2 separate regions of the Homo sapiens genome follow, and region 1 is linked to region 2. A link is a loop called in an ENCODE intact Hi-C map of the cell type or tissue named here. Cell type or tissue: OCI-LY7. All regions are shown on one strand. Each heading gives the region's core, and the rest is flanking DNA. Links, peaks and the distances in the headings are about the cores only.

Region 1 (2,906 bases), core at 219-2,718, 390 kb after region 2:
AGATTCCAGAAGCCCTGTCTTTAGGGTGCCCCCCAAGTGCAGCCAAGGGTGAGTGGAGACTCTGGAATCAGTCCCCACAAATGTCCAGACACTGCATGACTGTGCAGTTCCTTCCTCGCCTGCACCGCGCCCGGGTTATTAAGTAAAGCGCTTATAATATCATTAGCCGCGGTGAGTTACCGACTGCGGCCCTGCCCGTGGCAGAACTCTTCCCTACTTAACTCCTCGAGGGGCTCGTTAATGGGCTAATTGATTAGGAGTCGGCCGCGCAGCCGGGGCAGGGGCAGGCGAGGGGGCGGGGGCCAGGGGGTGCGCGCAGCGGCCCGGGAGGCCAGCGAGGGGCAGGTGCCGGCCTCCGTCACCGCATTAACCTCTTCAGGGCTCAGCGGCAGGGTCGAGACACATTACAAATGGTCAGCTTTAATCATGGTGTCAGCTCATTAACCCGGAAGGACCTGGCGCTGAAATACAATTTGTGCGTTCTCCTCTGCGCCGCGGCGGCGCAGGCTCCTGGGCCACGTCGCAGCGGGTCCCGCGTGCTCCCGCGCTGTTGGGGGGTACGCGGGAGGTTCAGCGAAAGAATCGTCGGATTCTCACTAACCATCCGCTTCTCGCAGACATCCTGAGCTAGGCGCTGCCTCCGGAGCCAGGGTCAAGGCAGCCCCGAGGGGAACTGGCCAGCTAACTCGGGGAGCAGTGCCAGCCACCCCGCTGGGGAAGAAAGCTGGGGGCAGGCAGGGAAAGTTGGTCGAACCTTCCTGAACTGTAAATATGTCGTGCGGGGAACATGCTGGAAGCTCCCCAGCATTCTTCGCTTTAATCCTGATGGCAAACAAGTGACACAGATCTATTCACTCAATGTACAGGCCGGGAAACTGAGGCTCAAGAAAACAAGAGACTAGCCCAGGCAGACAAAGCAAGACTCGTGCTCAAGGTTGTTCCACTGCCAATACATCACATTTGGGAGGAGGGAGAGAGGAGCAGACACAGGCATTGAGCTTGGAGGATGGCTGCGGGGAAGACTGTGAGGATCCTGCTGACTCGGGATGGCGGGGGCGGGTATATGGGTGGGGCAAGAGCCCAAGGAGTGATCTCTGTCAGATCAGGGGACCTCGAAGTGGGCCTCGGAAAAGCAACTCCCAGGCCCTGAAACAGTGAGAGACTGGGGAGTCGACCCTTGCAAGAAGCCTGGCTTGCGGACTCTAAACAAGGAAGTTATGAAGCCTTGCGTCCCTATCTCTCCTTCCCCTAGGGATAGTTTGGGAAGTCAAAAAGATCCATCTTGCCTTGTATTTCCTCTGTCCCGTCCCTCTAATCGCTTCGAGGGTCTGATCTTCACCGAGGCACTTCCTCTGCTGCCACACCCGGCAAAGGACGCATTAATTCGCATGAAGGCACTTGCATAAACGCCTGCGCACACTCACACATTCATTCAGCAAACGTTCACTGAGCTCCTACTAGTGCGTGCACTTTACCAGGGAAGAGATGGTGGTGGGCACGGGGCTGGGGCAAGGAAGGCTGTGGTGGAGACCCAGCTCTGCAGCCTGACTGACTGCAGTTCCCCTGAGCTCCCCTCGATTGATAGCCCGAGGGACCTCCCGCCCCTCCAGCACCTATAGCCGTCACACCGCAAGGACGGGAGGGACAAGAAACAACCTTCCTTGCCGCCCCTTTCTAGCATATGGGGATCTTCACCGGGAGCACGGAGGCCCAGACGCCCTCTCCTGGGCCCAGTGTAGCTACAAAACTCACTCCCAGGAACACTCAGTTCCTGGAACCACCACCCACAGACACCTCATGTCTCTCCCCTAACGAGTGGCAATCCTTCAACTCAGTACTATCCCACACCCCGCCCACCTCCCTAGCCTTGGGATAGCTCCGCCCAATCCTACTCAGTTTAATACCCACACCTTGGAGGATGGCCCCTCTGCATCTTTGGGATCGACCCCCTGTCTCCCTCTCCTAGGAATTAGGCATAACCAGGTTCCAAGGAATGATAAACTTTCTGAGCCTGAAAGAACGCTTAAAGTTTAGGTCCCGAGATTATGCCACTGCTCAATATTAAAGCGGCCCAGAGCAAACTTGCCGAGGATCCTAATAAAAATTGATCCTCTCTGCTCTGCGGCAGTTGGGAAATAGGCTGGCTGAGCCGGGTAATAGAAGAAGGCTCCCTCCGAAATGACAGATGAAGTCATAAACAAGTTTGATCTTGGAATCAAGCTTCGATAAATATTAAACACAGTCTGCCCCCCCGCCCCCACGCGAGTGGATTATGATATATGGCGCGTCCAAACTTTAAAATAAGGAAATACCAGAGAAAATGATCTCAATAAATTTTCTAAGTATAAACGTTGATTATGTTTCGATTTTCGTTCAAGGGCCTCTGCTGTTCGTTCTTTGGTGCAAATGACATCTCACAATAGGCTTTTGGGGAAAAGGGCTCCCTATTTGAAAAAGAGAGCCCCAGAGGTGTACAATTTATGTAATCTGCTGCTGGAAAATGAATTGTGTAATTTATTGGAAAACAGAAAGTCATGAAGATTGGATCAGCATAGCCGAGTCCCGACACTCTCCACCCCCCTCCCCACCCCCCCACATCCATCAAGTTCCAATTAACAGCCTAACCAGAGAGCTTTAATGGGTTTCCAATCTAGTGGCCTGATAGACTCATCAATTCCTCTGGGAGAAATTAAGAAAATCGACCGCCCCTTGGCGACGCAGTGTCATTCCTTTCTGCAACTATATGTCAAATTAAAAACACAATTAAAATTTAAACTGTTTCAATCAAAGGGTGCCCTGCAACCTATGTTTCACTTAATAGAACTTTGATGAAAATCTGATGCGTGCACTCCATCACCAACGGGGGCGAGGGCGGTGAAGGAGCTCACGAAAGAAGGGGATTCTTT
Region 2 (2,906 bases), core at 220-2,719:
AATCCAGAGCCCTGTCCAGGGAAGCTCAGTGAAGTCGACAGAGATCCAGGCTCCTTCCAGTTCTCCTCTCCTCCATTCCCAGGGGCTGCCCAGTCCCTCTGGGCTAAGATGTTGCTGAAGCTTCACACTTCAGGCAGCAGGATGGGGCGGTGGTGGTGGGGTCATTAGAAAGCAAATGGGGCATAACTCCTCTCTTTTTCAGAATTCCTGGAGATCTATGTCTTACTGGCCAGAATTAGTTGCATGGCCACATCTGCAAGGGATGCTGGGACATTTTGCCTGGTGGAAATGGGTATTGGGAGGAACCCAGCACTCACCACACTCTCAGCCTTGGGCACACCGTCCCCTCCTGCTGGGCCTCCTTTCCTAGCTATAAAATGAGCAGATTGCTCCAGCTGATCTCCAAGGGCCTTGCTAGTCAAGAATCCCTACATTCAACGGTGAGTTCTCCTAGGGGTGGTAGTACATTCCATCGTGTTTGTATTTCCTCCCCTCACTCCCAGCACTCCTCCCACCTCCCAGTGAAACCAGTCACCTTATTCATTTCTCAGAGCTAAAGTATCTTCAGGGGCAAAATAGACAATTCTATCTGTACTGTGGCCTGATTATTTGTGCCCCCTGCAAAATCATAAGTTGACACCTAATCCCCAGTGTGATGGTGTTAGGAGATGGGGCCTGTGGTAGGTGCCTAGATCCTGGGGACAGGGCCCTCATGAATGGAATTAATGCCACAATAAAAGAAGCCCCAGAGAGCTTTGAGAAGGGGTCATCTATGAACCAGGAAGAGAGCCCTCACTAGACTTTGAATCTGCTGGTACCTTGATCTTGGACCTTCCAGCCTCCAGAACTGTGAAAAATAAATGTCTGCTGTTTATAAGCCAGCCAGGTTGTGGTCTTTTGCTAAAGCAGCCCCAATGAACTAAGATCATCCGCCTACTGAGTTCCTCGGAGGAGGACTAAGTAAAATAATGTATGTCATCGCCCACTACATAACAAGAAGGCTGGAGACAGTTATTTTTATGCAGCACAATAAAAACAGACAACGCTTTCCTGTTCTGGGCAGGACAATTTTCTTATTAACATGATTAAAAATAGTTTAACCACAGTTTCAGTTGGCCAAGCCAAACCTACTCAAGGAAGAAATTAAAATACTTCTACAGATGTTGAAGTAAATCTTCTGAGGTTCTGAGGGGTGGCTTATTTCTTCCCAAGCGCAGATCCTGGAAGGGAACTGAAAACAGCTTTCAAAAAACCAGAAGGCTGTTTATCCATCTATCAGAGCTCTTTACTCCAGCAGTTGACAAACTCATGCCACAAACCCCCAGTGTGCCTTCAAACTGACTTTTCATCTGGGAGATGACTTCTTCAAACAAAAATACAAAATAGAAATAAGAAGAGTGTGGCTGCATCCTGCCCCAGCCCACCAGAGGATTGGGGTGCAAATTCTTTACACTTCCCCTCTTTAGTCTTATTAGCAGAAGACAGACCCGAGAGGCCACTTGGCATCTAAGTGTCCTCATTATCAACAGTGCTGGTGGCTTCCCAAGGACTCCTCAAGCTGGCACAGGAAGGAAGCTTTCTTGCTGACCTCCTGCCCCACATTTTAGACATTTCTTTTCATTATTCCCTAAACAATACAGAATAGCAACTATTTATATAGCATTCTTAGTGTATTAGGTATTACAAGTAATCTAGAGATGATTTAAAGTCTACGGGAGGAAGAGTGTAGGTTCTATGCAAATACTACACTGATTTCTATAAGGACATTGAGCATCTGTGGATTTTGATATTGGGGGATCCTGGAACCAATACCGGGAAACGACTGACTGCATTTTTGCGGAAGAGATAAAACCAACCCTGCAGCTCCATAGACCATGATTCCTACCAAAATTCTTGCCTGAAGGTTGTTAGAAAGATTGAAGGAAACCCAGGTGTCAGTCTTGGTCAGCCCTTTCTTAGCATATGGCTTGAATCGTCTTTTTTCTCAGAGCCTCAGGCTTTGTCATCTGAAACAATTCTCGCTGAGTCTCCATTGGCCTTCCAGTCACTCGATCCAAAGGGCATTCTTCATTCATCATTTTTCCTCGGCCGATCACATCCTCCTTCAATCACCCTTGCTCTGCCCTCCAGGGCACAATACTCCTTCAGTATCACCTCTGGTCTCTCCTGCTCTATTCCTTTGCAAGCCTGTCCTCTCCTAAGTGTCAGGGTCCTTCAGGCCTTCCTCTCCTCCATCCTTACCTCTTTCTGTGTCATATACTTCTAGGCAACCTCATGCATCTGAGGGCTTAAGGAGCACTGAGGGCCCAAGGAGCACCTCTTAAGAGGGGGATTCTCAAGCACACTTCTCCAGGCTCCATGTTGCAGGCCACATATCCACAATTCCCTGGATCTCTCAAAGCCAGCCTCACATTCAACATCTCCAAAGCAGGACCCAAGGTCTCCCCTTCTGACCTGGTCATCTTCCATGTCTCACTGACTGGACAACCACTCATTGAGCCCCAAGATAAGAAAGGTCTGAATTATCCTCGATAGGCCTCTGTCCTTTGACCCCTCCACTGATCCCTCATCAAGCCTTGTCTACCCCTCCTCCTAAATCTCTCCCCAGCATGTCATTTTCACTCGACCTGGCCCACCCTCACCTGACTCCAGGCTGCCATCTCTGTTCATCAGGACACTGCTAGAGTCTCCACGTGGCCTGCCCCCTCCAGCCTCCCTCTAGTCTGGAGTCCACTATAATCAGGGTAATTTTTTGGAAATTGAAATCTAATATATCATTATCTGGCTTAAAATCCTGAAATGGCTTCTCATTTTTTTTCTTTTTTTATTGAGACGGAGTCTTGCACTGTTGCCCAGGCTGGAGTGCAGTGGCGCAATCTCAGCTCACTTCAACCTCCACCTCCCAG

Evidence for each region. Peaks named below come from ENCODE experiments on the same cell type or tissue, not always from the same donor. Only the 100,000 strongest peaks of a DNase experiment are listed, where the experiment ranks them.
Region 1: it touches region 2 in a loop (3-fold over the local background); 1 of 110 quality-filtered maps calls a loop at or near these places.

The regions. Positions count from the first base shown.
Region 1 is chr10:123,143,856-123,146,761 of GRCh38, reverse strand. No RefSeq gene overlaps it. Among named protein-coding and RNA genes, the nearest start is that of HMX2, 2.8 kb to the left of the region's middle. In OCI-LY7, for the core only: a CTCF peak has its summit at 1,711 (motif pointing left); no DNase peak of the experiment used is centred there.
Region 2 is chr10:123,535,925-123,538,830 of GRCh38, reverse strand. The region is part of intron 9 of LINC02641 (long intergenic non-protein coding RNA 2641); the gene reads right to left. Among named protein-coding and RNA genes, the nearest start is that of GPR26, 130 kb to the left of the region's middle. RefSeq lists enhancers at 1-45, 1-84. In OCI-LY7, for the core only: no CTCF peak of the experiment used is centred there; a DNase peak (open chromatin) is centred at 1,160; H3K4me3 peaks cover 1,222 bases; H3K27ac peaks cover 1,864 bases.